Regions from separate parts of the Homo sapiens genome. Here regions 2 and 3 are each linked to region 1. Evidence: chromatin loops called from intact Hi-C (ENCODE). Cell type or tissue: IMR-90. All regions are shown on one strand. Links, peaks and the distances in the headings refer to the core of each region. The heading gives the core; the rest is flanking DNA. Region 1 overlaps NUP205 (nucleoporin 205). Region 2 has its middle 33 kb from the start of MTPN. Region 3 has its middle 52 kb from the start of FAM180A.

Region 1 (10,584 bases), core at 1,649-9,648:
CTGGGTTCCTTCACTTTGACACTGCTACAAAAGGTAATGCCCTTTGAATTTGTAATAAATTTATTTTATAGACATATATTAAAAAAAAAAAAACTTCAAGGGATTATTATGCCTGTGCCTCCAAACTCTGAACTGGTATAGAAAAGTTATATAAAGGATTAATTGCCACCTGAAAATTTTTTTTATAATAGGATTATACAAAAGGAAAGAAAATATTTTTGTTAATGGATGTATCAGAAATAAAATCAAATTTAGATTCCAATACAGTTTTCAGTTTCTTGACTATTTTATGCTCTTTCTGAAAATAGCACTGTCTTTGAAAATCAACTGAATATGATGGCTTGCCTTTCTTTTCAATGTCCCAAGTAAAATCAAATTACTTTTTATTATTTCTAGTACGTCGAAAAATTCTAAATATTCTTGACTCGATTGACTTCAGTCAGGAGATCCCTGAGCCTTTGCAGTTGGATTTTTTTGATCGGGCCCAGATTGAACAAGTTATTGCTAACTGTGAACACAAGAATTTACGGGGACAGACAGTCTGCAATGTCAAGGTGAGGATTGCTTTAAAGTACATATCTGCAGTGTCAAGTGGCTCAGACTTTAAGTCATCAGAAACAAATAGAACCATATAGGTTTTCTTTCTGATAGAGACATTGGTTTAGTAGTTTATAGGAAGGACTGTGATTTTTGTAAAATATCCCTGAAATAAAACTTAATATATCACCTAACTTCTTGAAAAGGGATACTTAATATTTTGGTCTGGAAATTGGACAGTGCTCCTGTTAGATTATATATAAAGGTATCTGACACCTTTCCCTTTAGGGCAGTTTATGGTAATTGCTAGGTGTTACTGTTCTACCAGTGTCTGAAATGTCTTATTTTTCTTTCTTTTCCTAATTATCCAGCTTCTTCATAGGGTTCTTGTAGCTGAAGTAAATGCCCTTCAGGGTATGGCAGCCATAGGACAGAGACCTCTACTAATGGAGGTAAGCTCTATTGAGTATGTGTTCGTTTCAAACTTCTAACTACTTAGGTTGCTGGTGAAAAGACTAAAATAGTATATTGACATGTAGTTTGCTAATTAGTAAGCTGCCTAAAAATTAAACATTTAGGGAGTCTTTCACTTTTGATTTTATAACTTTTATAAACTGAACTATCTGGTATGCCAAAATAAATAACACCTTTTCTGCTAGGCTAGTTAAGGATTTGCAACCTGACCATATTTCGTATTAGACTTCACTTGGTCCCCATCAGTGAGAGAGGAGGGTCATTTGTCATCACAAGTGGAAAGTTACAGATAAGAGGTCAGGTGGGAAGAACCACATGAATGGAGATACAGCCGGCCAGGCCAAAGCAAGAGGCAAAGAAATAAAAGAGATGTCAGAGAAACATGCCATTGAACTTGGAGTTTAGATAATTCTAGTGCTCTAGAGTAAGCAAGTATAAGTAGACAGGTACAAGGAGAAAGAAGATGGTGTCAAAAAATACATATTTATCTATGCCACTTCTGTCCCCTACCTTTCATGCACATACACACACATACACACCTTATATGTTAATATTTTTTATAGCCCTGGCTACTGAAATAATATGAAAAGATACCTGCTTCCTGGCATGCATGTAGTAGGTTTCCAAATAAATATTTTCTGAGTAACTGACAGATAACTGATCTTATTTGCCTGTTTAACCTTGTGATTCAATTCCTGTGGCTTTAGGAAATCAGCACTGTACTTCAGTATGTGGTAGGAAGAAATAAATTGCTGCAGTGTCTTCATGCAAAACGTCATGCTCTGGAGTCGTGGAGGCAACTAGTAGAAATTATACTGACAGCTTGTCCCCAGGACCTCATTCAGGCAGAGGATCGACAACTGATTATTCGTGATATTTTACAAGATGTGCATGATAAGGTGACGTACTTCCTAAAATACTTTATACTGCTGAACGAATGTATCATTTAAACAAATATATTTTGGCATCCTAATTGTTTTCCATTTTCGATTGGGAGTAAAATAGAATTGTGCAATACCAACGTTAAGACTTTCCTTGAGAAAGGGATTAATTCTGTACAGTAGTGGCTCTCAACCAGAGTGTGTGTCTGAGTTATCTCGGGAGCTTTGTAAAAATTCACATGGACAGAGCCCACCCCAGACCTACTGAATGTAGTGGTGAGACCATTTATGTGAATTTCAAAAAGAAAACCTCCCTAGGGAATTCTGATAGGAATCCCTTCTGGTTAAGAACACCCATTACCTAGCATCATGTTTAAATTTCTCTGTATATATTAGATTCCTTTCTTTCTTTCTTTCTTTCTTGACTAATTTCTGTATTCCATTCTTATATTGTTACCATAGTTGACAAGCTAAATGTATATAAAACTTGTTAATGGGCTGTGTGCAGTGATTCATGCCTGCAATCCCAGAACTTTGAGAGGCCAAGGTGGGAGGATCACTGGAGCCCAGGAGTTTGAGACCAACCTGGGCAACATAGTGAGATTCCATCTCTACGAGCATGATGGTGTGCACCTGTAGTCACAGTTGCGGGAGGCTGAGGTGGGAAGACCTCCTGAGCCCAGGAGGTCAAGGCTGAAGTGAGCTGAGATTATGCTACTGCACTCCAGCCTCGGTGACAGAGCGAGACCCTGTCTTCAAAAAAAAAAAGCTATGAAATTTGTTAATGATTATAGCTGAAAGCAGGATTCTCACTCTAATTTGCCCTTGTCCTTTAAGATACTGGATGATGAAGCTGCGCAAGAGTTAATGCCTGTGGTCGCCGGGGCAGTGTTCACACTGACTGCTCACCTAAGCCAGGCCGTCCTCACTGAACAGAAGGAAACATCAGTCTTGGGACCAGCAGAGGCCCATTACGCTTTTATGCTTGATAGTTGCTTCACCTCACCTCCTCCTGAAGAGAACCCATTAGTGGGTTTTGCTTCTATTGGAGATTCTTCACTTTACATCATATTGAAGAAACTGTTAGACTTCATTTTGAAGACAGGTTTTTTTCATTTAAATTGTCTATAAATTCTATCTTTTGTATTTGTTTTAACTTTAATTGAGAAAAGATTTTCATTTGACATCTTCCTAATCTCCCTAGGTGGTGGATTCCAACGAGTGAGGACTCACTTGTATGGCTCTCTGCTTTATTACTTACAGATTGCCCAGAGACCTGATGAACCAGACACCTTAGAAGCAGGTAGAATGAGATCAATTCCTAATCTTTTCTGGATTGGGAGATGGTTACTTTAAATTGAAAAAAAAAATCACTTCTCCATCTTTTGACTAATCACAACTGTAAAAAATGAGTGTTAGTGTCATTTTTAAAGCATTTACTCAAAAGTTGAGGAAGAATGTTTAGTTTTTAAGAATTATGAAGTAGTACATGAGTACTACTTTTAAGATAACCTTCAAATAATACTTTAGCTTTATATACTTCTGTAACTCCCTCACTTGCCTCAAGTCCGACTGAACAGTGTGCTCTACATAGAATGGTCCAATGTCTTTCTTTCCTTTGTGCTACATCAGAGTACTTATCTAGTTGATTCTTTTAAAATATCTCGGCCTGGCATGGTGGCTCACGCCTGTAATCCTAGCACTTTGGGAGGCCGAGGCCTGTGGATCACCTGAGGTCAGGAGTTCGAGACCAGCTTGGCCAATATGGTGAAACCCCATCTCTACTAAAAATCAGAAAATTAGCAGCCATGGTGGCAGGCATCTGTAATCCCAGCTACTCAGGAGGCTGAAGCAGGAGAATCGCTTGAACCCAGGAGGCAGAGGTTTCCCAGATTGCGCCACTGCCCTCCAGCCTGGGCAACAAGAGTGAAACTCTGTCTCAAAAAGAAACACAAAAGTCTTTGTTATTCCATGATATGGATGAAACACTTATCTGCCATTTTCCTTATTCACAGGCATTTCAATTGTTTCTAAATTTTTATTACAAAAATGCTACATCAACTTTTTTTATATGCCTATATTTCTCAAAAAGGATACTGCTTAATGGTGGAATTTCCATGTGTAAAAGTATGTACTTTTATTTTAAAAAGATTCAAATGAATGACCTTCTCCAGTATAAACTCATCAATAGTATACATGTATCTTTTTGTACTAGTGAGGTTTTGTTTGGATAAATTCCAAGAAGTGGAATTTCTTGGTCAAAAGTTAGGCACATTTAAAATATTGCTAAATGCTGCTTTCTAAAAAGTTAGCATTTTTAATTGAAACTAATCTTAAGACATGAAAATGTTATTAAGTGTTCAACACATCAGTATATAATGCTTTATATACTTTATAGACATTTGATGTTCAATCAAGTTATTCAGAGTTATTCTGCCATTTGTTAAGAAGTTGTCAGAGCACCTTCTGATAATGGATTTTCTTTGGGCTCTTCACCTTTGTGAGTGTTATTTTGTATACACTGTTAAAAACCACTGTGTACGTAAGGTTGACTTGATCTCATTATCCTTATGGTGGTTGTATTTTATGCCATACATAGTACCCTATAAGGTAGTAATAGCCAAATGGTAGATTTATAGGCATGTAGCACCCACATAAATAATGCATGAGAATATTTGTAAGATGAGGAAAAATAACAGAATAGTTTAGAGAAGTTTTTTAAGCAAACATGAGCTTCTTTTAAGAAAAGAGATAGTAATGGGATTTCTCCACTCAGCACCTCCCACATTTTTCTTTTGTGTGTGTGTTTTTCTTAACATTCCATTTAGTTGAATTGGCCAAGTCACCACTTAACCACTAGGTGGGGCTCTACAATAGGCTTTTTATAAGAAGTCATCAAGATGCCAATTTAAAAACTGCTGCTATGTAGCAGTTGGAAAAAATGAGATTAGTTTCCAATACAAGTTATTGCTTTATTTAATGTACTTGTGAAATTTTTAAAGAGTCTCACATAAGAGTATGTTTGTGGGTCTTACATAAAATGTATGATCATACTGTTCCTAATCATTGTATAATGGTTGTGCTTTTATTTTTATAATAGGTGTGCTTTTATTTTTAATAAGTATTTCAACTAAAAAAAAGAATAAAAATATCTGATTTTTTTGGAGGCAAATTTTTGTCTACATTGTACCTGATCCTTTCTAGCTAAATTTTCTTTTCTTTTCTTTTGTTTTTTGAGACAGAGCTTCACTCTGTAGCCCAAGCTGGAGTACAGCGGTGCGATCTCAGCTCACTGCAACCTCCACCTCCTGGGTTCAAGTGATTCTCCTGCCTCAGCCTCCCCAGTAACTGGGATTATAGGTGTGCACCACCACGCCCCACTAATTTTTTGTATTTTTAGTAGAGACGGGGTTTCACCATGTTGGCCAGGCTGGTTTTGAACTCCTGTCCTCAAGTGATCCACCGCCTCGGCCTCCCAAAGTGCTAGGATTACAGGTGTGAGCCACCACGCCTGGCAATTTTAAAAGATCTCAATAAAAGATAAAAGATTGATTAGCGGCTGGGCACGGTGGCTCACACCTGTAATCCCAGCACTTTGGGAGGCCAAGGCAGGCAGATCACGAGGTCAGGAGATCAAGACCATCCTGGCCAACATGATGAAACCCCATCTGTACTAAAAATACAAAAATTAGCTGGGCATGGTGGCATGCACCTGTAGTCCCAGCTACTGGGGAGGCTGAGGCAGGAGAATCGCTTGAACCTGGGAGGTGGAGGCTGCAGTGAGCCAAGATCATGCCACTGCACTCCAGCCTGGAGACAGAGCCAGGCTCTGTCTCAAAAAAAAAAAGAAGGAAAAAAAAAAAGACTGATGAGCAGGATAAATACAGGACGTTGGTTCTCATGGAGTCTTGTAATTCATTTTGATCTCTTTCAGAATGATTTATCCTTTTCCAGGTACAATTATTATCTTAGTGTTATGAAACATGCATGAAATAGGTGCATTGTGTTATTAGAGTTAACCTGCTTGGACCCACCGGTCAGTGGGCCTTTGTGTACAAGCAGTGATGGAAGGATTTTTTTGTTGCGTTTTTTTTTTTTCTTCCTTAGCTCATACCTAGCATGTGAGGTATAATTACTCAGTTATTACACTGCTTTTTACTGGAGTGTTTTTTTCTGTTTTAATCCTTTTAGCCAAGAAAACCATGTGGGAAAGGCTGACAGCCCCTGAAGATGTATTTAGCAAATTACAGCGAGAAAACATAGCCATTATTGAAAGTTATGGCGCCGCCCTCATGGAAGTGGTCTGTCGAGATGCTTGTGATGGTCATGAGATTGGAAGGGTAAAGCAACTCTTATTTAGTATTATAATTGAATAAGTATTTTGACTTATTAAGGTATAAACTGATTCACGGCTGGGTGTGGTGCCTCATGCCTGTAATCTCAGTGCTTTCGAAGGCCAAGGTGGGTGGATTTCTTGAGTATAGGAGTTTGAGACTAGCCTGGGCAACATGGTGAAACCCCGTCTCTACAAAAAATACAAAAAATTAGCCAGCCATGGTGGCATGCACCTGTAGTCCCAGTTACTTGGGAGGCTGAGGTGGGAAAATTGCATGAGCCCAGGAGGCAGAGGTTGCTTGCGGTGAGCTGTGATCGAGGCACTTCACTCCAGCCTGGGCTGCAGAGTGAGACCCTGCTGCAAAAAATAAAATAAAATAAATTGATTCAACTTTTAATAATGTATGGTACATATTAAGAATCATTTTTTATAATATACTGTATTTTCTTATTTGCTATAATTTGAGACTTCTGTTTTATTTATTCATATGTTGTGTTTAATTTTGTTAGAATCTTAATTCAGAATTGCCTTTCAGAATTATCTTCTTGCTAATTTTGAGGTTGACTGGTAGAAACAACAGAAACGCTGCTTAATAAAGATCTTTGGTTAAGAGAATGCTGAATAAATTGCCTTGTACTGAATAGATCTTTGTCTGCCTAATTGCTTTGTGGAGAATTTGTATTTATATTTCTTGTACAGTATGGTGGCACACTGGTAATGATGCAGTGAGAAGATAACTTCTTCTTAATGGAAAATTATGTAGCAAAATTATGTAGCAATTAAATCATGTTTTTGAAGACCATAGGAAATAGGATTTTAAAAAATAAACTGGCATAACCTTTTAGTTACGTTTCTTTGTTTGTTTGTTTGTTTGTTTTTGAGATGGAGTCTCGCTCTGTCGCCCCGGCTAGAGTGTAGTGGCGCAATCTCGGCTCACTGCAAGCTCCGCCTCCCGAGTTCACGCCATTCTCCTGCCTCAGCCTCCCAAGTAGCTGGAACTACAGGCGCCCGCCACTACGCCTGGCTAATTTTTTGTAGTTTTAGTAGAGACGGGGTTTCACCATGTTAGCCAGGATGGTCTCGATCTCCTGACCTCGTGATCCTCCCGCCTCGGCCTCCCAAAGTGCTGGGGTTACAGGCATGAGCCACCACACCCGGCCACCTTTTAAGTTATGTTTTAAAAATTTTAAAATATTTGTATGCATAGAAAAAATACTGGTAGGAGACAGACCAAAATGGATGAACTGTATTTATCAGATTGTGTAGTTATTACTTTTTTTTTCTTTTTTCTTTTTATTGAGACAGAGTCTTGCTCTGTTGCCCAGACTAGAGTGCAGTGGCATGATCTCGGCTCACTGCAACCTCTGCCTCCCAGGTTCAAGCAATTCTCCTGCCTCAGCCTCCCGAGTAGCTGGGATTACAGGCATGCACCACCATGCTGGGGTAATTTTTATTTTTATTTTTATTTTTTTTGAGACAGAGTCTCGCTTTGTCACCCAGGCTGGAGTGCAGTGGCACGATCTCGGCTCACTGCAACCTCTGCCTCCCAGGTTCAAGTGATTCTTTGCCTCAGCCTTCCGAGTAGCTCAGATTACAGGTGCCCACCACCACGCCCAGCTAATTTTTTTTGTATTTGTAGTAGAGATGGAGTTTCACCATCCTGGCCAGGTTGGTCTTGAACTCCTGACCTCGTGATCCACCCGCCTTGGCCTCCCAAAATGCTGGGATTACAGGCGTGAGCCACCGCTCCCGGCCTAATTTTTTTAATGGCCAGGCTTGTCTCGGATTCCTGACAAGTGCTCCACCTGCCTCTGCCTCCCTAAGTGTTGGGATACAGGGGTGAGCCACTGTGCCCAACCTAGTTATTATTTTTCTGTGTTTTCTGTAATGAGCATTATAAAACTTCACAGTGAGAAAAAACAGCTGTTAAAAAAATTTCTTTTCTCTAACAAGCAATGTTAGAGTCTACTAAAATACATCTAATGCCACTAGTTTAACGTGTTAGGTTTTGTTTTGGAAATACATCTTTACCTGAGAGCTTTCCTTTATTGATAAATTGAGGTTCTGGAGCCATAGTTTTTAACTTCTCAAAAAAAAATAAAAAGGAAATTTTGTTGCAAGTAACATTCTCTTTATGAAAAACATTCTTCATATTTCATATCTGATGTCAGATAAATTCAGTTACTGTTGTTGATTTTGGTAGCATCTACATGTTTTGGACTTTAATTTATTCTTCCTTCAGATGCTGGCCCTGGCTCTACTTGATAGAATTGTCTCCGTGGATAAACAGCAGCAGTGGCTTTTGTATCTTTCTAACAGTGGCTACTTGAAGGTCCTCGTAGACAGCTTGGTAGAAGATGACCGTACTTTGCAGAGCTTACTCACCCCACAGCCTCCCCTTTTAAAAGCACTTTATACTTATGAATCTAAAATGGTAAGGCTTTCTAGACATTTGATGTTAGATCAAGAAGTCGTTTTCTCTTGGCTATAGATGTATTAAAGAAAATTAATGTGGCATACATTCTGAATATTTCTATCATAAGCTGGAATCCTTTTTTAAGGAGTTTTAAACTTTGGAATCTTCCTAGTGTGCAAAAGATGAGTGAAATGATCCTCAAAGGGATAGCTGGATAATGGGACTGCTGCTTCCCTCACTCACTCAGGTTGCTCATGATGGCAATATGACAGCCAGTGCTCCGTGAGGACAGAGCAAAATTGTCCTCTCACAATACAATTTAGACTATAGTAGTTGCCTATTGAAAATTTCCATGTAGATATGCTAGTTCTATTCTAAACACAGCATTTTCAATATAGTATATAATTCATTGTTTCTTTGCCTGCAAATCTGTTTTAATTTCTTTTTCCTCCTAGTTAAAAGGATCACAAATGTTACGATAATAGAAGCACTGAAATTTTAGATTCTTCATTTACTCCTTTTTCCTCCTTCATTTATTTAACAGGTATTTATTAAATACCTGCAAAACGGCAGGCATGGCACTAGGTACTAGAGACACAGCTGTTAGCAAAACAGACAAAATTCCTTGCCCTCCATGGGCCCACATGATAATAACAGGACCCACACTGTAAACGAATACTTGAATCATGCAAGCTACTGTCTGTGGGCGCTTTAGATATGTTGAACACTGAGTCCTCATGAAAATCCTAGGAAGAAAGCGGTATAATGTAACCTGTCACTAGCCCAGATTTCTCTTCAGTGATAACTAAGGATGAGAAATTTGCCATCAAAGTGTTGCACTTTTCTCTGAGGCCCTTGGACATGATTTCAGCACTGATGATTTTTCTCTTGTAACTCCTCAGGCATTTCTCACAAGAGTGGCAAAGATACAGCAGGGTGCATTAGAGCTGCTAAGATCAGGGGTGATTGTGAGACTAGCTCAATGCCAAGTCTATGACATGCGCCCAGAAACGGACCCGCAGAGGTAAGTGTCTGTATAGATTAATTTGGTTAAACTCCCAGTAAAGGATTATTAAGGGAAGAAAAAATTCCAAACATAATTTTGCCGCTTAGCAATTCTCTTTCATCTTGGTGTGGGTTTTTTTGGTCATACTGTGCCCCTGTCATTTACTAATAAATGGAAGTTGCTACTAGGGAAAAAGTAGGTAGGAGTGGGAGAGAATTTAGTAAATGTGTACTTGCCCAATGTTATTATTATGTTCAATTGAAATACTTGTTTGCAGTTACACTATCTTTTAAAGAGTTGTAGTAAAATTATAATTTGTTATGGATTTCCTGTTCCGGATGATTTGAATAGAATTTCAGATTATATATATATTTTTTCTGATTTCAATATTTTGCTTACTGCTTGCTAATTCAAAAGCTTCAAATGGAATTGTTTTCAAGTTTCAAGCTTTTCAGCTGATTTCTTAGTTTCACATTCGATTTGAATGTGGAAAATTTGATTTGATTTTCTTTTTTGTTTACATGACTGCAGCATTGTTAGGTAGATAGCATACCTTCCTAGAAGTAAATAATACTTAGTTTGAGTTTAGTAATTGTTTTAAAAGGATCTATTAGCAACTTGAATGTTTGGATTTTTAAGGCTTAACTACAGAACTGTTTTACCTCCAGGGAAAAACATTTATTTTAGTATTGCGGTCTAAAGTTTCAAACATGAGAGTTATTACTTTCACCTTAGGTAAAGTGGGTTGAGTTAAATACTCTTTAGTTCATGGCATGCTATTATCACTTGTCTGTGCAAAGCCTGTCTCTTATTTTCTTATTCTGCTTTCGTTCCCCCTCAATAGGCAGCCATTTTTTTGGTCTAAAAATTTAAATATAAACATTAACAATAAATATTAGCTTATTAATACGATGTTCTGAGACCTACTCTGAAA
Region 2 (10,584 bases), core at 1,618-9,617, 390 kb after region 1:
AATGCAAAAAATTAGCCAGATGTGGTGGTGCACACCTGTAGTCCCAGCTACCAAGGAGGCTGAAGCAGGAGAATTGCTTGAGCCTGGGAGGTGGAGGTTGCAGTGAGCCAAGATTGCAGCACTGCACTCCAGCCTGGGTGACAGAGTGAGACTCCATCTCAAAAAACAATAAAATAAAATAAAATAAAATAAAATGTTATAATAACAGAGTACGTGTAACTATATATAGAAATACTATGAAATGTGATTGTTAATTTTATTGCAATACTAGACTGTTGTGTTCATTATAGGAAAGAATGATCGAGTTTGAGGTGTAATGCTTTTAAAAATTCATTTTCCTTTTTCTATGACTATGCTTCCATTTCCCAATCTATTACTGATACTGAGAGTTTTAGCTGACTGAGGCCATTTAAAATAATATAATTTAGTCTTCCACCTTACTCTGAAACCCACACTGAAAACAAATATTTCTTAAAAAGCAATTACATTTATGTGCTTATTACCTGCCACATATATATTATAAAAGTTGATTGCTTTATGTAAGAGAAGTTAATCTGAAATCATTCTTAGCTAAATGTAATATTCTCTGTACTTGTTAAAACAAGCAAAATAAAATGGCAGGAGCAATATAGTTTAAGCATTTTTTTATTGTATGTTTGGCAAACTATGAAAATTAACATTTGGAAATTCTTTTGCTCTATTGAAACCTTGTTATTGCCTAGCCATGATAAAGGTAGAAATATGAAAATATTCTAGATTGTTACATTTTATGACTAAAGTACAAAATTATAGAAATAAATAGAAAGGTACACTTTGGGAGGCCGAGGCAGGTGGATCACAAGGTCAGGAGATCGAGACCATCCTGGCTAACACGATGAAACCCCGTCTCTACTAAAAATAAAAAAAAATAAAAAAAAATTAGCCAGGCGTGGTGGCAGGCGCCTGTAGTCCCAGCTACTCGGGAGGCTGAAGCAGGAGAATGGCGGGTGAACCCAGGAGGCGGAGCTTGCAGTGAGCTGAGATCGTGCCACTGCACTCCAGCCTGGGCGACAGAGCAAGACTCCGTCTCAAAAAAAAAAAGAAAGAAATAGAAAGGTAATAATAATAACAATATTTGTAGAGAATTTTGTAAAATATTTTTCACATCTGATATGGTTTGGCTGTGTCCTCACCCAAATCTCATCTTGAATTGTGGCTCCCATAATTCCCATGTGTTGTGGGAAGGACCCCATGGGAGGTAATTGAGTCATGAGGGGGGGTCTTTCTTGTGCTGTTCTCCTGATAGTGAATAGGTCTCACTAGATCTGATGGTTTTATAAAGAGGAGTTTCCTGCACATGCTCTCTCATTTCCCTCTTGCCTGCCACCATGTAAGACATGCCTTCCACCCGCCGCCATGATTGTGAGACCTCCCTCGTGGAACTGTGAGTCCACTAAACCTCTTTTTCTTTATAAATTACCCAGTCTTGGGTATGTCTTTATCAGCAGCATAAAAATGGACTAATACAACATATATTATTCTTATTTAATATGTAGAACAGCTTCAGGGAGTTGGTAATATTATTTTTATCCCAGAGTTGAGGGAGTAGAGTTTCAGAGAATAACATATGCACAGTAGTATCTGGTGAGGTTGAAGTTTTTTGACTTCAGCTCTGTAAAATTTCATTGCATGAAACCACCACTGTGCAGGAAAACTAATGGATTTGGATCTCAATATTGATTTTAAGGAGATTTTAGGATTTTCAAAAATAAATGTTAAGAAAGTGGGTATTTATATTTGGTTTGGTGTTTAAGGGAATTGTCAAAAGTGGAAAAGAGTCCTTTCCACCCCAGATAGTTTTTATTCTTTCCAGGTAGAAGACACAGAGCATCATCCAGATCCTCTCTTCCTTAGTGAGAGGCACACTCTGTAAAGAGTGGTGTTCAGCAGAAACTGTAGAGGCAGACCCGGAATCAAATCCCAGTTCTGCCATCTCTTCTTAGCTAAGTGGCCTTGGGTGAGTGAATTCACTTCTCTAAAACTCAGTTTCTTCATCTGAAGAATGCAGATCAGTAAAGTACCTATGTGAAAAGATTTGTTACAAACACAAAATAAAATAGTTTATGTAAGACACTCAGTAGATTGCACTAGGTATACAATGAACTATCATCTTTATGTCCCATGCCTTCAAAGACAGTAAATTGAGTATGCATGCAATATTTTAATGACTTATGCCTTAAGGATCTTAGTAAACTTAACATGCCCAAGTTTAAATTGGCATACGTGTTAAAACCTGACTTTTAAATTTTCTGAGGGTACTAATTCAAACATATTATTACATTGTTCCCATAAGTTAGCTAATTTTGACCCAGTGAATATGGTCCCTGTATGCCTGTGAAACTCTCTCCTGATACACTGACAGTAGGTGAGCCTGTGGCTGGTTTCTGCCTGAAAGGATGCATGATCCACATAGGTTGTTAGAGGCTCATGTTAAACTCTGAGCATCTGCCCATCTTGACATTCTGGCCTCCAATCTGGGGCTATTTTGAGAGAGTACTGAGCTGCTTGAAGTGTCATAAAGAGTTTCAGCAGGATTGAGGACAATAGATTAGTTTTTACCATGGTTAACTAGCTAAAACTAATTTTAGGAACTGGACATTGTTTGGAAATTATTGCAATGGGTATTTTTCACTCATTGATTTGCATAAACACATCCAAATAGTGTTTATTAATCGAAGCAATATTCATTGTTGACTCCTTGTGGATTTCTAGGTAGGCCTATCGTTTGAACCCAAAGATCCCTTATTGTTATTTCTCTAGAGACGGAGCACATATGCTTGATGACAAGGGCGAATTTTTAAGAGAACACTGAACTTCTAAGTATTTATTGATCCATCTGGACCCAGTTAATCCCGAGCCCAGTACCTGGAACTTGGGGTGGGAAGATGGTGGCATTTGGAATTTCTGGGTTGATTTGTATTGTTATCATATGGATGAAATGTCTTTTTTTTTTTCAGTTTGTGTGTTTTATATATACTTATTGTTTAGATTCAAGAACCGGCTAAACTGAAAAAGTCTTTAATGAGTTGAAATGGCATGAGAGACAGTTTGTCTTTTAGTTGCTCAGGGGTACTCTTTATTTTCTCATCCCTAGGTAGAATATGTTTTCTGAGGAATGAACATTCTTTGTATCTTTGTACATCCCACTGCACTCAATGCTTGTCAGATTTATCTGTAGTAACACCACATTTCGCATCAAATTTTAAGAGCTGGATGAAATGTAGTTAAGGATGTCAAGAGAAACTATAGCATTTAGAAAATGGCTGAAAAAATGAGGATGTTTTACTTAGAAAAGAGAACAGCATTTATGATGGTTATTCTTAAATAATTACAGTGCAGCTTTTTATATAAATCCAGACAACGAAACTAGAAACAATGAGAAGTTATCTTTGGGCCTGATGTAAGACTTTCATAATGCTGAGATTTTCTTATGAAAGAAATGGGTCCCTTTGAGGAGTGGAAGGCAGTCAGCTCTCTGTCACTGCATTGGATGACATCCTTTCATCCTTCAGCTACTGAAGTGACTTTCACTTTGGGCAGAAGATTGGATTGGTTGACTTCCCAAGATTCACTTTAACTCTAAGATGCTATGATTTCACAATCTTTAAAAACTGAGCCTAAAATATAAAATGTTTTGAGAACTTACTGTGTGACATGGACAAGTCCTGCATCCCCTCTGGGCTCTAGATGTCCAATCTGCAAAATGGAATGGCTGGGCACTAGATCAATAACATACATCCTCTGGCCTTTGAGTTGCATCGAACCTGAAATGTAGAGAAGAAAGACTGGAAGCTGCCATCATGCTTTACCTCTTGAATGTGCCCAGGTGTCGATGTTTTAGTGGTTTATTAAACAACATTTTCATTCACATTTTAAAGTTTATTAAAGTGGATGATCTAAGTTTTAAGACTTCTTTTCCCCCATAAGACACAATGATGTTATTTTCATTTGGAAGGAAAACAAACATGTGATCCGAAAAATTTTGATTTTTCTTAAATTGCTTCTTGAACCACCATTGTATTTGATGATGTTTTTAGTCCCTGCGTCTTGCATATTGTTTTTAATTCCCTCATCACTCTTAGAATAATAGATTCTAAGTCTAGAAATTTGAAATTGTTGGTCCAGTAAGCTTCTACCCCTCGATTAGTCACTGCTTTTTGGAACCCAGCATTGGCTGGAGCTGAGAAGGGGCTATCCAGGGAACAGAGACAATTTCTCTTCTAGTTGTAGGAAGGAGTACACTTCTCAGAGCACAAAGGAGAATAGAGTCAAAAGTAATGTGTACTCAAAGCCTTTTCGAAAGCACTTACCTTCTCAGCAACCAAAATCACCCCCTCCCCAAATGAATGTTCTAGGAACAACAACTTTTACTTAAAAAAAAAGATCATTTATAGTGGAGGTGGCCAAAAATGAAATACCAGATTCTAAGTTCCATGAGAACAAAGCCTTCACTACTATATTCCTAGAAAATATCACAAAGTCTGGCGATTAGTGAGAACTCATTTTGTTGAACGAGTAAATGAATGAAGGAACAAATAATTTTCCTAAACTTTCCCCTTCTGTACTTCTAATGGTGAGAGAGCCCCCTGCTGGAAGAATGAATATTACATTATGAATAGCAACATGCAGTTTACTGAAAATATTTCAATTAATCACTCTAGTTTCTAGACCAGGTCATGCCTTATTGGATAAAATCTTGTAAAAAGCTCTGTGAAGAATCACTGACTAGGAAAGGACTCAGTTGGCACTAATTGGATATATTGGAAATCAAACAACAGACTTTAAAACTGAACCTCACGCTCTGAAAATTCTGAATGATATTAAAAGCCTATAACTTACCCTGCATTTGGACATTGGTATTATAAATTATTATGGATATGTTAAATTAACGTTCCCTATTAGTTCTGTAAGTTGTTAGTAGATGACTATAGCCTGAGTACCAAATTGTGAATATGTAATATGAACAATATAAGCAACAGTAAGCATCACCTCAAATGAAACTGACAAGTTAATCTGATTTTTTTTTTTTTTTTTTTTTTTTTTGCTCTGTGGCTGAGGCTGGAGTGCAGTGGCACAATCTTGGTCAACTGCAACCTCCACCTCCCAGGTTCCAGTGATTCTCCTGCCTCAGCATCCTGAGTAGCTGGGACCACAGGCACACACCACCATGCCCAGCTAATTTTTATATTTTTAGTAGAGACAGGGTTTCACCACGTTGGCCAGGCTGGTCTTGAACTCCTGACCTCAAGTGATCCACCTGTCTAGGCGTCCCACAGTGCTGGGATTACAGGTGTGAGCCACTGTACCCTGCCAATCTGATGTTTATTGATACACACACACACACACACACACACATTCATGTGACAGAAAAATTATCTTTGTGCTGCTTAATAATTTGGTAAGTAATCAGTAGTTCATGAAAATTACTTGGTAGTATTTGTTACAGAGTTGGGACAAAATGTTAGCTTTTCTAGGAGTTCTTCAATAATGAAAATGATTTCCACTTTTCACCCATGTAGTTTAACAGATGCACACAAACACACTCAGTCTGTAACTGACTGCTCAATTTTTATAGCTCCCTCTGCACCTGTCTTCTGTCTTCCATTCCTTGTCCTCATTTCTACCTCGGGGTCTGCAGGCATCTGTATGTTTCTTACTTCTGTCCTGTTTTGGGTATCCTGGATGCTGGAGGGGCAAAAGGGAGACAGGGTCGAGGAGGTGAGAATGGACTTTCCGGAAAACCAGAACACTGCTACTACCCTTTGGAAGCAGGTTTGGGAAGGTGGTAGAAGGGTCTTAGGCAGCAGTGTACATCATGAGATAGGGGTGAGAATTCAGTAAGATGGTGTGCTGGATCCTGATGGCCTGGAGACATGGGTGTGACCAAGGAGAAGGAAGAGCTTGGAGGGAATGAATGGTAGAATGACTTTTCCTATGGAGTGGAGGAAGCAGTATTGGGTTGAAAACATCCAAAGTAGGAGTCAGACAACCAGGAGAGCTGCAGGCCCCATCACCAACTAGGAGCACTTCCTCTTGAATAAAAAAAACCCACAGGCAGAGGCCTTCAGCAAGCACTAAGTGGATACTCCAGGGCTTTTCAAACTTGACTGCATATTGAAATCACCTGAGAAGCATTAAAAAGTCTTGATGCTGCCTAGTCAGAGATTCTGACTTAATTGGTCCAGGGAGTTGGCTGGATAGTGGGCTGTTTTAAAGCTTCTCAGGTGACTCCAGGGTGCAGCCAATGCTGAGAATTGCTGGTCGGCACTCTGGGGAAACATGGAATTTTTAACTTCAGGTGAGGCATGCTATTATCTCTGGTTCTTAATGCATTCTTTTCTTGCTGTATATTATTCTTTTCCCCTTCATCACTGTGGTAGGCAGAATAATCACTCTCCCCTGAGCCCCAAAGACGTCCACTCCCTAATCCTTGGAACAAGAGAATATCTTACCTTATCTGGCAAAAGAGACTTTGCAGGTGTGATTAAATTAAGAATTTTGAGATGGGGAGGTTATTCTGGATTATCTGACTAACCTCAGGTGTAATCACAGGGTCCTTTTAAATAAAAGATGGGCTGACAAAAGCAGAAGTGAGGCGATTGCCGTCTTTGAAGATGGAAGGTGAACACGAGCCAGGGGTTGCTGGTGGCATCTAGAAGCAGGAAACGACAAAGAACGAATTTTCCTTTAGACCCTCCAAAAAGAACATAGCCCATGATTTAACACCATGATTTGCACTTGTTTTGGATCTCTGGCCTCCAGAACTGTAAGCAAATAAATTTGTGGTAATTTATTATAGCAGCAATAGAAAATTGATACCGTCACCAATCCCATTTTTATTTATTTATTTAGAGACGTAGTCCTGCTCTGTTGCCCAGGCTGGAGTGCAGTGGTGCTATCTCGGCTCACTCCAACCTCCTCCTCCCAGGTTCAAGGGATTCTCCTGACTCAGCCTCTAGAATAGCTGGGATTACAGGCATGCGCACCCATGCCCTGCTAATTTTTGTATTTTATTTTATTTTATTTCATTTCATTTATTTTTTGAGACAGAATCTCTCTCTGTTGCCCAGGCTGGAGTGCAGTGGTGTGGTCTTGGCTCACTGCAAGCTCCGCCTGGTGGGTTCACACAATTCTCTTGTCTCAGCCTCCCAAGTAGCTGGGACTACAGGCGCCTGCCACCATGCCCGGCTAACTTTTTGTATGTTTAGTAGAGAAGGGGTTTCACCGTGTTAGCTGGGACGGTCTTGATCTCCTGACCTCATGATCAGCAATTTTTGTATTTTTAGTAGATATGGGTTTCACCATGTTGGCCAGGCTGGTCTGGAATGCCTGATCTGAAGTGATCCGCCTGCCTTGGCCTCCCACAGTATTGGGATTACAGGCATGAATCACTGCGCCCAGCCTCCAATCCCAGTTTTACTACTTACCTCCTCCACCCCCGTAATCAGCCACTGTAAACGGATTATTGTATATACTGGAAATGCATGCATCCTTTAAAAATATACCTGATTTTTCTAAAGGAAATAAACTAATGTGATTATGGAGGCTTTTGCTAGGTTTCCCAGTTAGTTTCCCAAAATCTTTAACAGGAAACAAAGCGTTTCTCTTCTTAACTCTTATATTTGTCCGGAATTGGGGGGTTCTTGGTCTCACTGACTTCAAGAATGAAGCCGCGGACCCTCACGGTGAGTGTTACAGTTCTTAAAGGCGTTGGTGTCCGGAGTTTGTTCCTTCTGATGTTCGGATATGTTCGGAGTTTCTTCCTTCTTGTGGGTTCGTGGTCTTGCTGGCTTCAGGAGTGAAGCTGCAGACCTTCGCAGTGAGTGTTACAGCTCTTAAGGTGGCGCGTCTGGAGTTGTTCGTTCCTCCTGGTGGGTTCGTGGTCTCGCTGGCTTCAGGAGTGAAGCTGCAGACCATCAAGGTGAGTGTTACAGCTCATAAAGGCAGTGTGGACCCAAAGAGTGAGCAGCAGCAAAATTCATTGCAAAGAGCGAAAGAGCAAAGCTTCCATAGTGTGGAAGGGGACCCAAGCGTGTTCAGTAAAATAAGAACGAGGAAGTGTTGAGTTTATTTAATGTAACTAAAAAATTACTGTATGGGTGTGGGTATCATCAAACGCAAGCATAATTACTAATGGTGAAAAGTGCCTCAACTGAAAGTCAAAAGTGAGACGATGATAACAACTCTCACCATTATTATTTAATTTTGTTCTGAAAGGATTCACCAATGAAATCATACAAAAGAAAAAATTGCAATTTCACAAGATTAAAAAGCTTTCAGTAATTTTTTTGGTCTCACTAAATTTATAGATTAAATGGAATTGACATCTTTAAGCTTTTTATCCATGAATAGGGTAGGTTTTTCTATTTAAGTCTTCTTTTATAAATCTCAGCAGAGATATACCTTTTTTTGTTTTTCAGTAAAGGTCTGCCGACTTTTAGTTAAATTTATTCTAGATATTTAAATCTTTCTCTTGCTACTGTAAATATATAGGTTTATTTAAAAGATGGTTTTTAGAATATATAATATGTATTTAAATGATACACAGAAATGATGCACTATCCATCTAATTTTTGCATATAGAAAATCTATTGACTTTCAGATATTAATGTAACTTGTCACTTTACTGAATATTCTTATTCTAATAGCTTAGAATAGCTTTTGATTGATTTTGTGTTTTTCAAATGTAAAATCTTATGCAATTTTGTCTCTGCCTTTCCAATTTTCATCACCTGTTTCTTTACGCTGTGAACATAGTAGAAGACAATAGAGTTATATTTAAGATCATGAACCTGCAGTAAGTCTAGATTCAGGTCCTAACTCTGCCACTTTTTCTCTTTCTGACCCCAGGGAAGTTACTTAACCACTCTGCATTTTAGTTTCCCTGTCAGCAAACTGGGGATAGGGTTATTGGGGGGCATAAAATGAGATAATATGTATAAAAAATTTACAATCATTCCTGGTGTCAGGATTCAATAAATGTTAACTATTATTATGAATTGGATTGGCTAGCACTTACAGGAAATTCTTACCAGTGAAGCTAGTGAACATAATGATTTTGTTCCTTTCTGATTTAAATGGAAATACTCATAACATTTCACTGTTTAGCATAGCAAATGTTTAACTTACTTTTGGAGATACATGTAGATAAGTTTTAATTATATTTTGCCATATTCTTATCATCCATTTGATCTAAATTTTTAGATAGTCGGTTGAGCCATATGAAATTGTCAATATGTGACTCTACTTGACCCATAAAAATGATGATTGCATATATTACAGCCTAATAGCCTGTATTCATGAAGTGGAATAAAGTATTCCTTTTTTTTTTTTTTTTTTTTTTGAGACGGGGTCTCATTCCTGTCACCCAGGCTCAAGCAGTCCTCCCAATCTCAGCCTCCTGAGTAGCTGGGCTTATAGGCATGTGACACCAAACCTGGATAGTATTCTATAATTCTCTTAATTTACTCTATTTGTGGTTATTTGGGGGTTGTTTTCCCAATATCCAATTTTATATATTTGTGCTTTTTCTTCTCCTCACTTTTTTTGATTAGGTAGTTTAACTTTTATGTTCAAATAACTAGTTCTTCAGTATGTGTATTGATTCTATCATTTCTCGTTTCTAATTCATTATTTTGCTATTATCTTCATTAATTCCTTCTGTTATTATCTAAGTTTTAATGTGTAGCGCTTTCTAATTTCCTTAGATTGAATTATTTTTACCTTTTGTTTAACAATTATTTATAGTTAATGAGTTTTCCTCTCAATGCTGCTTTAATCATCTGTTTTCGTTATCACTATTTTCTGCCTACCTAGTTGAAATATTTGCTTTGACTTCTTGTTCACCTAAGAGAGAATTTAAACACTTCTAGATGATGTGGGTTTTTGTTCTGTTTTTGTTATCCATTTCCAGACTTATCACACTGTGATTAGAGAATTTTACATGTATGGTTTTTAACCTTTTGGAATTAATTGAGATTTTCTTTGTTGCCTAATGTGTGGTCTATTTTTGTGTAAATGAATGAACACTTAAATAGCAGGTAGAGTTTCTATTTTATCATGGTGAGTTCCCTACTTACATCTGTTAGATCCATATGATTGGGTATGTCAGTTATTAGCATTAATACTGATGCTGCATAGGTTTACTTAAATCTGTCTCTGGCCGAAGCTGCCATGCCTTGAGCTCTCTGGGTGAGTTTGTTTTTGTTTTTCTGTCTAACATTGCTATGTCTAATTTTCTATATGAAGCTCATTGTGCACAAATAAAACACTGAGAAACGCAGTTGGATGTTTCTTGACATGCCTGCACTCTTAAGGTTTGAAGACCATCTTCTCCCAGGACCCTTGGGAAAGGGAGTATGAACAGGGAAATACTCCAGTGAGGGGATTAGCGTATGGTCATCAGAATTTATTATCATATTTTCAGTCGTGACTAAAACTTGAATAAGGGTCTTAATCTTTTAAACTATGATATTAAATTACATTTTAATTGTAATTCAAAGTCTCTTTTAAATTCTACTCCTTTAGTAATATCTCATTCTTTTT
Region 3 (10,584 bases), core at 1,277-9,276, 180 kb after region 1:
CGACAGTAGAATTTGGATTCTCTAGCCTGGTCCAAAAAACTCCTTAGAACATAGTTTTACTTGCCTTGGGTCTTCCTGTTCTTGGCTGCGTCAGGTAAAATTTGAGTTCAACTTGGCCCCAGAAGCTGTGGTCTCACCCTGGCCACATGGCCGGGCCTACTTTGGCCCTCTGTGATGGCAGACCTGAGACCAAGTAAAACTTCAGCCTCATAAAAATGTTCACTAGCTCTAAAAATACACACTGATTTAGGTGCAGCACTATTTTCCCCTACGAACAGCCAGCCCTATCCATTCTTAGACTTTATTATTAAAACTTAACTGTCTGTACACAATGTCACATATGTGAATGAGAAGCCAACTATGTGGATATCCTCAATGTTTTGTAATCCAAATATTTGGCTCTGAGAGAACCCTGGCATCTGTGTTCATTAAACATGCAGACACCCAAACATTTGAATGAAGAATGAAAATTCAGCAAATACAGGGGAAAATGGCATTTATAAAGAGAACAGTTGAATGGCTGACTAGTGTACAGGCTGTTTCAGACTGGCGCAGACAGAATCTCAGCAGAGACTTCAATTAAAGACTAATCCAAGTCAGATGAAGTGAAAATAAGGGGCAGTCTAACACTCTTCTCTCTGGCTCACTTCTTTGCTTGCTTTTTTCCAACTTCTGGACTCAGAGGCATGTGTCAACTTGCAGGGCCTCAGTAATCTGCTTTCTCAGCTTTGGACTGTTTTAGAAGGCAAAACAACCCCCTTGTTCCAACATACCACAGCTACTTAGATGTGGAAATTTAACCTTCTTAAGATCAAAATCCCCTTAAACACCTTGTCTATTACTATATTGGAAAGAGTATGACCTAAGAGTTAGATTGCTCTAAGCAGGCTAGCTAAAAAGATCTCATCCATATTGTACCTATTCTAAAAAAGACGAGACCTTGAATAATTCCCAGGAATAAGTGCATTTGGTCTGAAGTAGATACACCAGGAACTCCTGAACAAGGGAGGACTGTTTTGTAATTTTCAGAGTCATCACTGCCTTCACGAGGCATTAGAAAGAGAAAGGACTCTGGCATTGGACGGGCCTGGACCCAAATCTTAGGTCTTCCCAGTGATGGGACTTTTCTCTCTGGGCCTGTTTTGCTTTGTTTTGCTTTTATTTGTTTATGTACTAGTTGCCCTTCTGGTTGTTGTGAGGATTAAATGAGATAAGGTATATGGTTAGTTCTTTTCTGTGTCAAGCATATTCTCTTCCTATGTACCAACCCCTCATCCCTACCCTGTGCAACATTCATTCTTCACGCCAGTTGTATTTTTCTTGTCCACAGTTTAGAAAGTAACAGATGGAAGACACAGCACAGCAGAATGGCAGATTCATGTTCATATAACATTATATGAAAAACTCACACGTTTTCTATTGAGGTAGGCCATGGGCTTTGATTCTTTCTGCCCATTCTCTTCCTTTTCATTCCACTGCTAGATAAATTAGGTCACCCAGAAAGCACACTGTTCACCTAAAACATCAACACACCCTATTTCCTTTGAACATCAGAATCAAAGAAAAGCAAACAAGCATACCAAAGAAACCCATCGTGGGGACTGGGAAGATCTTGGCTGCCTCTGAAAGGCTTGGATCCAAGCCCTTCATTCCACTTTCAGTAGGTTAGGGGAGCTTTCAAGGACAAGTTCCACCCTCAGTCTCCTACAGGACAGTGCCACCTGCCTTCAAAACCCTGCAGTTTTCTTCCTTCCTTCCTTCCTTCCTTCCTTCCTTCCTTCCTTCCTTCCTTCCTTCCTTCCTTTCTTTCTTTCTTTCTTTCTTTCTTTCTTTCTTTCTTTCTTTCTTTCTTTCTTTCTTTCTTTCTTTCTTTCTTTCTTTCTTTCTTTCTTTGGCAGAATCTCACTCTGTTGCCCAGACTGGAGTGCAGTGGTGTAATCTAAACTCACTGCAAGCTCCACCTACTGGGTTCAAATGAGTCTTTGGCCTCAGCCTCCCGAGCAGCTGGGACCACAGGCATGCACCACCACACCCGGCTAATTTTTGTATTTTTAGTAGAGATGGAGTTTTGCCATGTTGTCCAGGCTGGTCTAGAACTCCTGACCTCAGGTGATCCGCCTACCTCAGCCTCCCAAAGTGCTGGGATTACAGGTGTGAACCACCACGCCTGGCCAGAACCCTTCAGTTTTCTTTAACACTTCGGAAGTTGATGATCACCATCCATCTCAGCTGCTGGGGACTCCCCAGCTTCTTCCACAAACATTTGGCATGTGCCAACCATGTGCTCTCCTTGCAGTCAGGCACCTCTCTGGTGTGGTGTTTCCAGGTTAGTGGATCCAATGCTATTAAGTTGGTGCAAGAGTAATTGGTTTGTTCTACAAATACTTTTAATGGCAAAAACCACAATTACTTTTAGCACCAAACTAATAGTTATACCACAATGATTTTGTTAGCCTTAGGCAGAGGGGTGTCTTAAATTACTTGCATTTAGACGTTGCCAAAATAGTAAAATTATTTTAATAGCCTAAGAATAAGTTCAGGGTCCTTGAGCCTCCACAATGTAAATAAAAGGTTTTTTTCTGATCGCTTGTAAGTGGCAAAATAAATAGTCCTCTGGCACTCTTCAGTATTTAGAAGCTGTTTGACTGGAGGCAAACATACACAGACTGGTTTGCTCTTCGGATAGGGAAAGTCTTTCTCTCTTCCTCACCCCATGTTTCTCCCTTGCCTCTTCCACATGTTCAGAAGCATGGGAGAGCAACCTGCCCTTCCCTCTCTTAGCTTCTCTGCAGGATGGCGGAGTGGCTTGTCTAGTTGGTGAAATGGGAGAGGGGCTCTGAGCACGTGCAGGGCAGCACCTTCTCGGCTAAGCACAAATGCTAAGTCAACACGATTTGCTCTATACAGCATTTTCCAAATTCGCCTGTGCTGGAATTTATGTTTTCTCTGCTCATTGTCTGAATTTTACATAAGCCAGCTATCAGCAGGGACCTACCAAGGTCACAGTAAATAGCTAAACTTGGCTTGAACCTACAGTTTCTTCCCACTCTGGGGATAGAGAGGGGCTGATGTAGTCAGGGTCACTGCAGCCTCCAGGACCCCAAGTCTTTGCAGGTAGTCTCTGTCCCACATCACAGCCACCCAGATGTGACCACAGCTGCTTCTGAAGTCGCCAGAAAGTCCCATTCACCCCAGTCACAGCCGGGGGTTGAGTATGTTTCCTTGCAGAGAGGGGCATTCCGCCTCTCTAGGCAGCTTCCCGTTACCTCGCTGACACCCCCCTTCACCTTCCTGTCTTTCTTTTCACCTCTTTCCTCCCACCCATCCACCCTGCCTCCATACCAACCACGGGAAGCCCAGGCCATGCTCTCCTCACAGACCTTGTGCCCACCACACCCATGCCCCTCAAGGGCTCACTATTTAACCCTAGTACTTCCCAAGTAACCCTTCCAACAAAGGAGTTTCCTCTCAAAGAGGAATTTTGGTGGCAGCTATTTCAGATGGTATTTTTTCATCCCCAGGACCGCTTGTACTGCCTTTATGGTACGTAGTTTACCCACAGCACATCTCCCTGTGGCCAGGGACAGCATGGAACCCCATCACTACTTGTTGCTGCCCACAGGGAAATGTCCCCACTGATTTCCGCTCAGTTATCACTCAGTCAGGGACTCAGCTTTCCTTCGCGGTCCCTTACCCAGGTTCCTGACCCGAAGGTTAGGGGGACGTACACGTGTCCGGGACGTTGTCTACAGGAGAACTTGGCAGAGGCTTCTGTGGGGGCAGCTCACCCTCCTTGCTGGACTTCTCTGACAGAGGAACCTTCTTTCTTCTGCTTAGGGTGCTCCTCATCCTTCTGGAATCCAGACCATCCTCCACTCCTGTTTTCAGTGGCCACCATCTTTTCTCTCTCCTTCCTCAACCCTCTGAGGAGAAAAGTATTTGTGTTTCACTGAAGTGGAAGTGAGTGTTTTCTTTGGACCTTTGTTTCTGCATTGGGGTGTAGTCTGGGGAAGAGAAAATGGCCATGGGGTATAGGTAACAGAGAAGAGGGGCAAGAAATATGCACACAGCCATGTAAGGTAAGGGTTCACAGGCTGTACACTGTGCAAATGCGGGAGTCCCATTCACACAGTGATATGACATGAAAGTGGATTCACAACCTGATGAAAATGCCACCTTTGAGCTCTGCCTTCTCTCAATCAAGGGCAGTGTGGACACATAGAGAGAGGAACGTGCTTTGAGCCTGAGAGATTCTGATTTGAGTCACCCCAGCTATGTTACTATCTCACCATATAGTCCTAGACAACTCCCTTAACATCTCAGAGCCCCAGTTTCCTTATTTATAAAAGGACAGCAATAGCGCCTCCTTTACAGAGTTGCTGTGAGGGTGAAATGAGATCTTTTGTAGTTGCCTGGCATGTAGTAGGTGCTCAATAAATGTCATTTCCCCAGAAGCATTGTCCTGGTTGAAGGAGTGTTTGCCAATTTCACTACTGGCCCTTTTCCAGTGAAAATATTCAGGGTCTTTCCGTAGATGGTGAAGGAATGTCTGTTGGAGGCTGAAGAAGATACAAGTATTCTTCTTACAGCATAATTGAAGAAAATAATGAATTTATCAAGATACGTGGCCAGTTGAGGCATCCCAGAAAGTTGAGTTTTAACAACAACTAAGACAACGTATAGAGCACGAAATGTTAGGCACAGTTTTAAGCCTCTTCCATGTATTATTGTGCCATTGAAAATGGACCCTTCTGGGACACAGCATTCAAGACTCTGGGATTTTGTGTCTTTGTAAAAGGGAGAGAAGATGTCTTTTTATTTATTTATTTTGAGAAGATGTCTTTTCTTTGCTTCATATCCACCCTCCTGGCATTGTCTGGTACATTATATGTCTTTGCGTCCCCACATCTGGCCTGTTCCTATCAGCATTCTCTCTCTTTTGAGCAGTTCCTTATCTCTGAGCAATGAACTGAGCCATTTCCCAAAGATGGGCATAATCCGTGGGTCTCCTGCGTAGGCGGGAGCCAGCTTGTACTGGCTGTGGAGAGCTGACGGGGGCAGCTTTTCCCAGCTCTTCAGCAATGAGGTCTCGCTAGTCCTTGAAATCAGCCACCATGCGAGAGTTTGCATCAGGGAAATCAGCAAATGCTACCCATCGAGACCACTCCCTCCCGGGTAGCAACACCGTGGCTGGCCCCACACATTGGGAAGAAAAGCTCAGCAGGAGGTTTCAAACTTGGATGGAAGAGCTGGTAGAAAACCTTTGTTTCATAGACATGCTTTAAAGGTGGAATTTCAGGTAGGAAGTCTTTCTGCATCTATTAAACTCAAAATTGAGGAAGAGAAGTAACAGGTCTTCAAAAACTAGGCTGAAAGATGTCCTCCGCGGACCAGGTACATCTTTAGTATAACAATCGTGGCTGGCAACAGCTTAACACGCTCAGGGACATCTTCATGTTTCTCATAATGCAACGTTTCAGGAAACTCTGGAAAGTAAACACGAGGTCACAGATTCAGTTCTGGTGAACTAAAACTCAAAAAAATGGTTCAGCATATCCTGAACTCAGTGTTTGTACACAAGATGGCGCTCTCTTCTTAGGAGAAGACAATTGGAACACTTGCTAACCCCTGAACTCTCTTTGCATGTTGTGATCGATCGCATTGGTGCAATTGGTGTGAGCTGAGCAATATTAAGGTCAAAATCATTGGCTTGATGCCTTATAAATGCATTTCTGTGAATATACGAGTTAACACTAATTATTTCCATTCCTGGGGAGGGGAAGGGTAGGAGAAAAGACTAAGCCAACTGCAAACCCCGTTGCTGGTGAGTCTTCTGTTCACAGACAGAGAGGAAATTAGAACTGATCTCTGTGTTCACATAAGTGGCCAAAGAGTCCTTAGTCTCCCAATGGGAGACAAAGCTGGGTGTCCAAATTCCTCTGTAGGACCCTGCATCTGAATTCACGGGCCGCCTCTCCCCTAACCCCCGCCCCGCCGTGCCCCTCATCCCTACAGGTCGTTTGCTATACATCACCAGTTCTGTAAATTACAGACACAGTCCCTGTCCCTCTTCCAACTTGGCACAGATTCAGGCACTGACCAATCTACTTTAGGTGCCCTGTCTTCTCCCAGCCCTGGCTAACTTGCTGGCTCTGGAATACCCATCTTCTCTGGCAGTTCACCATATCTGAGTGCCCCAGCTCAAAGCCTAGCCTTTTCCTTTGGCCCATTTTGGTCACAGATGCCAGCTTTCACCCTCTAACCCAGACTGGAACAATGGTCTTAGAGGCCACTTGCCCTATGGCCTGGCTAGAGGTCCCTCCAGCCATCACCTCTGGTATTGTCTGCTGGGTTTTCCGCTGATTGTGGTCCCTCAGGCTCTTTGTCCTGTTTCTGAGTGCAGCCCTGCTCTGGCAGTGTGCCCGGGAGACCACTTCCACGTGCTTGGCTCCTGCTGTCCTTGTTGCCAACTATTCTTGGCACCTGGACATTTATCGTGCTGTTCCCCAAGTCCTTTGCTCCGGGTGATTGCACTCCAGGTTGTTTCTCTGCCTCGCTGAGAAATGAAGAGCCCTTCCTAAACCTCCCAACTCTGCTCTCAGCACCGCACCCTCCATTCAGTAGGAACCGTCTTGGGAAGTGGACTCTTGGGGGTTTTGTGAACTAGCCCTCCTGTCTCTTTGTTAAGTTGTGAGGAGGCTGCAGACATCCTGTGCATGTTAGATTAGTCCACATTTCAGAGCCAGGAGGAACAAGAAACATGATGGCCTCATAGTCTAGCCTTTGCAGACTTTGCCAATGACATGGGTAGGTTGATCCTGCCTCACCTCATCCCGGCTGGTCCTGATCAAGTCCTCCTGCCCCCAGCTGAAATCTCACTGTGCTAACTTCAAGGGAACGATCATGTTACGACACCAGGATTTCTTGCTTCCCATCTATTCTTTTTCTTCCTTACGTTTTAAGTATTTCTAGAGCTGGAGAGGCCCAAGAAGTCAAGTGAGAGTTTATTTAAGGTGAGCAGATCATATTTGAATGCAGAAGGGAAAGATCTCGTTGGTAGGGAAAACAAAAGTATTTGTGATTGCTTGCCGTGGAGAGCAAAAAAGCCAGGGCTTTCAGCCATTCATTGCCCAAAATCACAGCACTCACAGGAGTAGAAAAGGTCAGAATAAGCCATGGGGCCAGTCTGTGACTCACCATTTCTTTTGAAACCAAAGGTTCACTTCTCTGGAGACTAATTCTGTTCTTACTTTCCTAATTCTACCTTGGAGAGTTCCTTCCTCAGTCCTAGGCTTTGATCTGTTCTTGGAATTTCAATCTTTTCTCTTTCAGGCACTGTGACAAATTGATGTCATTCATATCCCACACCAATGGTCTCTCTATACCTATGCCTTTTGCCCTGTAACCTTGCGGTCCCTGCCTACTCTGACTCTGGGACTTACTGTGGTCAATGGGACAAGAGCAAACTGGATACAAATTTGGGCTTGTTTGCTTCTCTCTTTGTCATCAACTCCTGCCACCTTATGAGAACAAGCCTGGGCTATCCTCCTGGAGGATGAGGGATCATATGGAACAGAGCTGAGTCATTCTAGCTTGAGGTAGTCTTAGACCAGCTGACCCCTAGCTGACCTGCCAGACATGTGAGTGTGAGCCTGCTCAGATCAATAGGATAACCCAGCCAATCCACAGGCTCATGAGCAAACATACATCTTTATTGTTGTGTTCCACTGAGGTTTTGTGGTTGTCTGTTATGGAACAATGTTGCGGCAATAGATAACTTATAGTGGAAAAGAATGGGAGGACCATAGAAGGTTTCTTACCCCTGAGATTCTGGGGGTGATTAAGTTCTTTCTTCACCTCTCTGTAGGCTAGTAGGAGTAGATTGGCAAAGTGCTCAGAGAGTCTGATGACCCATTTTTATTAAAAGAGCACAAAAGATCATAGCTGCTTGAGCCAGATGTATGTGTGGGAGTGGGATCTATCTGGATATGGGGATGGATGTTTGTAATCCTCACTTGGGCTCCATGATTGACTCCTGGTAACTAAACTATATTTTATTTATTTAGTTGAAGAAGTAAACACCTTCTGCATGTGGGGCACACTTGTAGACTTTGGGCTTGTCATGTGTGACACAACACCTGCCCACATGGCACTACAGTCCAACAATCGGAACTTCATCACTTGGATTACTACAATCATATTAATAATGGAAAAGAACTCTTTAACTTGTTTCCAGTCCAATCCATCCTGCCCACTACTGCCAGATTTATTTGCCCCAAATCCCAATTCACTTCCAAACTTTTCCTTCTCTGCTCAAGGGTGTATAATGGTTCCCCATGGCCTTTTGGGCTAAGCCTAAACTCATTCTGGTATTTTAGAAACCTTATAATCTAGCTCATCTTGGCTATTCAGGCCATCTTCCACTATTTTCTGTGGCCGTAACAGGCTCTGTGCTTTTCCCTGTGCAGGTACCTTGCTCTTGTGTCCCTCCCTACCTCCCCCACCTCAGCTCTGCACCAGACCTGTGGAGAGCCTACGTATCCTTCAAGTTTCAACTCAGACCTCACCTTGTCCATAAAGCCTCCTTAGTAACTCTAGAAGATGTTGATGTTTGCCCATTTTGATGACCTATAATACTGGGTCATTCTCCAGTGGGCGAAAGCCATTGGTGGAGAATTTACATGAATCATCAATAGACTAATCAATTGAGGTCAGGCATGGTGGCTCACATCTGTAATCCCAGTGCTTTGGAAGCCTCAGGGAGAGGGATGCTTGAGGCCACAAGTTCAAGACCAGCCTGGGCAACATAGTGAAACCCCATCTCCATAAAAAATAAAAAAATTATCCAGGCTTGATGGCACATGGTTGTAGTCCCAGTTATATGGGAAGCTGAGGTGAGAGGATTCATTGAGTCTAGGAGTTGGAGGCTGCAGTGAACCATGATTGTGCCACTGCACTCCAGCCTGGGCAACAGAGTGAGACCCTGTCTCTAAGAAAAACCAAAGAATGATCGATACAAAACCTCCCTTGTACCTCAGGGAAGGGTTCTTAAGGCATATGTGGTCTTTTTCTCATTCTGCAAGCCTAAAGAAGAATAAGGAAAGGAAGTAAACACTATTCTGTATAATAATATGATTCTCTAACCTCACGGATGGATAGAGATGACACCTCAAAAATTATGAAAGTTAGAAAAATATTTCCTTCCTAGCAGAAGCTACTGCTCCTGAGAATTAATGTTTGTGCACATGTGTGTGTCTGTGTGCGTGTACCTGCGTGCATGTGTGTGAATTGGCCTATTCCAACAGGTCCAACAGTTAAGGGACAATCCTGCCCATAACCCATTCAGGTGAGAGATCACAAAGGCAGTCTGGCCTAGGAGATCCCTCTTACCCACTGGGAAAGTAGGAATTCCAAAGCGGTTCCCACTGGACTGCTCTGTGGGATTTGGTGTGTTAATGCTTATCTTAGGCAGTTTGTGCTACTATAACAAAACACCTGAGACTTGGTAATTTATGAAGGCCAGGAATTTATTTCTCATAGTTCCAGAGTCTGGGAAGTCCAGGATCAAGGGGCTGGCAAGTGTGGTGTCTGATAAGCGCCCAGTCTCTTCCTAGATGGTGCCTTGTTGCTTTGTCCCCTGGAGAAGATAAATGCTATGTCCTCACAAGATGGAAAGGACAGAAAGGGCTAAGCCAACCCCTCCAGTCCTTTTATTTTATTTAATTTTTAATTTTTTTTAGATGGAATTTCGCTCTTGTTGCACAGGCTGAAGTGCAGTGGCACGATCTTGGCTCACTGCAATCTCCACCTCCCAGGTTCAAGCAATTCTCCTGCCTCAGCCTCCTGAGTAGTTGGGATTACTGGTGCCTGCCACCATGCCTGGCCAATTTTTTGTATTTTTGTAGAGATGGGGTTTCATGATGTTGGTCAGGCTGGTCTTGAACTCCTGACCTCAGGTGATGCACCCACTTCTGCCTCCCAAAGTGCTGGGATTACAGGTGTGAGCCACCTCGCCTACCCCCTCCAGCCCTTTTATAAGACACTAATCCACTCACGAGGGCAGAGCCCTCATGGCCTAATCACCTCCTCAAGGCCCCATCTCTTAACAGTGTTGCATGTTTGAATACGAATTATGGAGGGGACACAAACATTCAAACCATAGCAATGGCTGTCACAATTATCTAGAATTCCCGAGAGTCTCCTCCAGACGAAGTGATTTAGACTTGGGAAGTGAATTAAGGGGAGAAGGAAGATGATGGTAGACACCGAGGTCCCTTTTGGTGAACAGTTTGTTTTTCCCAAAGGCAAATAGAGATTCCAGTTTGGGAGTTTTGATGAAAGGCAATGGTCTGAGGAGAGATACAGGAATTCTGGGTCAAGGGTTCCAGGTGGGTAATGAAGGGGTACAATTCAGGGGCACCTATGTGGAGGTACTCATATTTTAGATGCTCTCCTTTTGGAGCCTGGGAAAGTCCTATTTACTTGGTGCTCAGCTTTATCCCTTTCCCTCATGTAGACGTTGAGTTCATTCTTTTAACTGACCCAGTTCTTGTGAGACGTAGCCCTGCGTGGCCTGGCATGGAG

The links. A loop is a pair of places that touch in the nucleus more often than their neighbours do. Peaks named below come from ENCODE experiments on the same cell type or tissue, not always from the same donor. Only the 100,000 strongest peaks of a DNase experiment are listed, where the experiment ranks them.
Region 2: a loop joins it to region 1, with 9 times the contacts of the local background. A loop is called at or near these places in 11 of 110 quality-filtered maps.
Region 3: a loop joins it to region 1, with 15 times the contacts of the local background. A loop is called at or near these places in 7 of 110 quality-filtered maps.

What each region holds. Positions count from the first base shown.
Region 1 is chr7:135,616,694-135,627,277 of GRCh38, forward strand. NUP205 (nucleoporin 205) reads left to right here. Exons shown (of 43, transcript NM_015135.3): 25 at 1-33; 26 at 397-554; 27 at 909-989; 28 at 1,719-1,910; 29 at 2,730-2,997; 30 at 3,097-3,195; 31 at 6,084-6,232; 32 at 8,471-8,662; 33 at 9,547-9,668. Among named protein-coding and RNA genes, the nearest start is that of STMP1, 41 kb to the right of the region's middle. RefSeq lists a silencer at 1,088-1,382. In IMR-90, for the core only: a CTCF peak has its summit at 4,749 (motif pointing right); a DNase peak (open chromatin) is centred at 4,738; H3K27ac peaks cover 426 bases.
Region 2 is chr7:136,005,048-136,015,631 of GRCh38, forward strand. It overlaps a transcript of LOC105375523 not described here. Among named protein-coding and RNA genes, the nearest start is that of MTPN, 33 kb to the left of the region's middle. In IMR-90, for the core only: a CTCF peak has its summit at 4,626 (motif pointing left); no DNase peak of the experiment used is centred there.
Region 3 is chr7:135,795,680-135,806,263 of GRCh38, forward strand. No RefSeq gene overlaps it. Among named protein-coding and RNA genes, the nearest start is that of FAM180A, 52 kb to the left of the region's middle. RefSeq lists a silencer at 3,395-3,615. In IMR-90, for the core only: CTCF peaks have their summits at 1,700 and 5,580 (motif pointing right); a DNase peak (open chromatin) is centred at 5,582.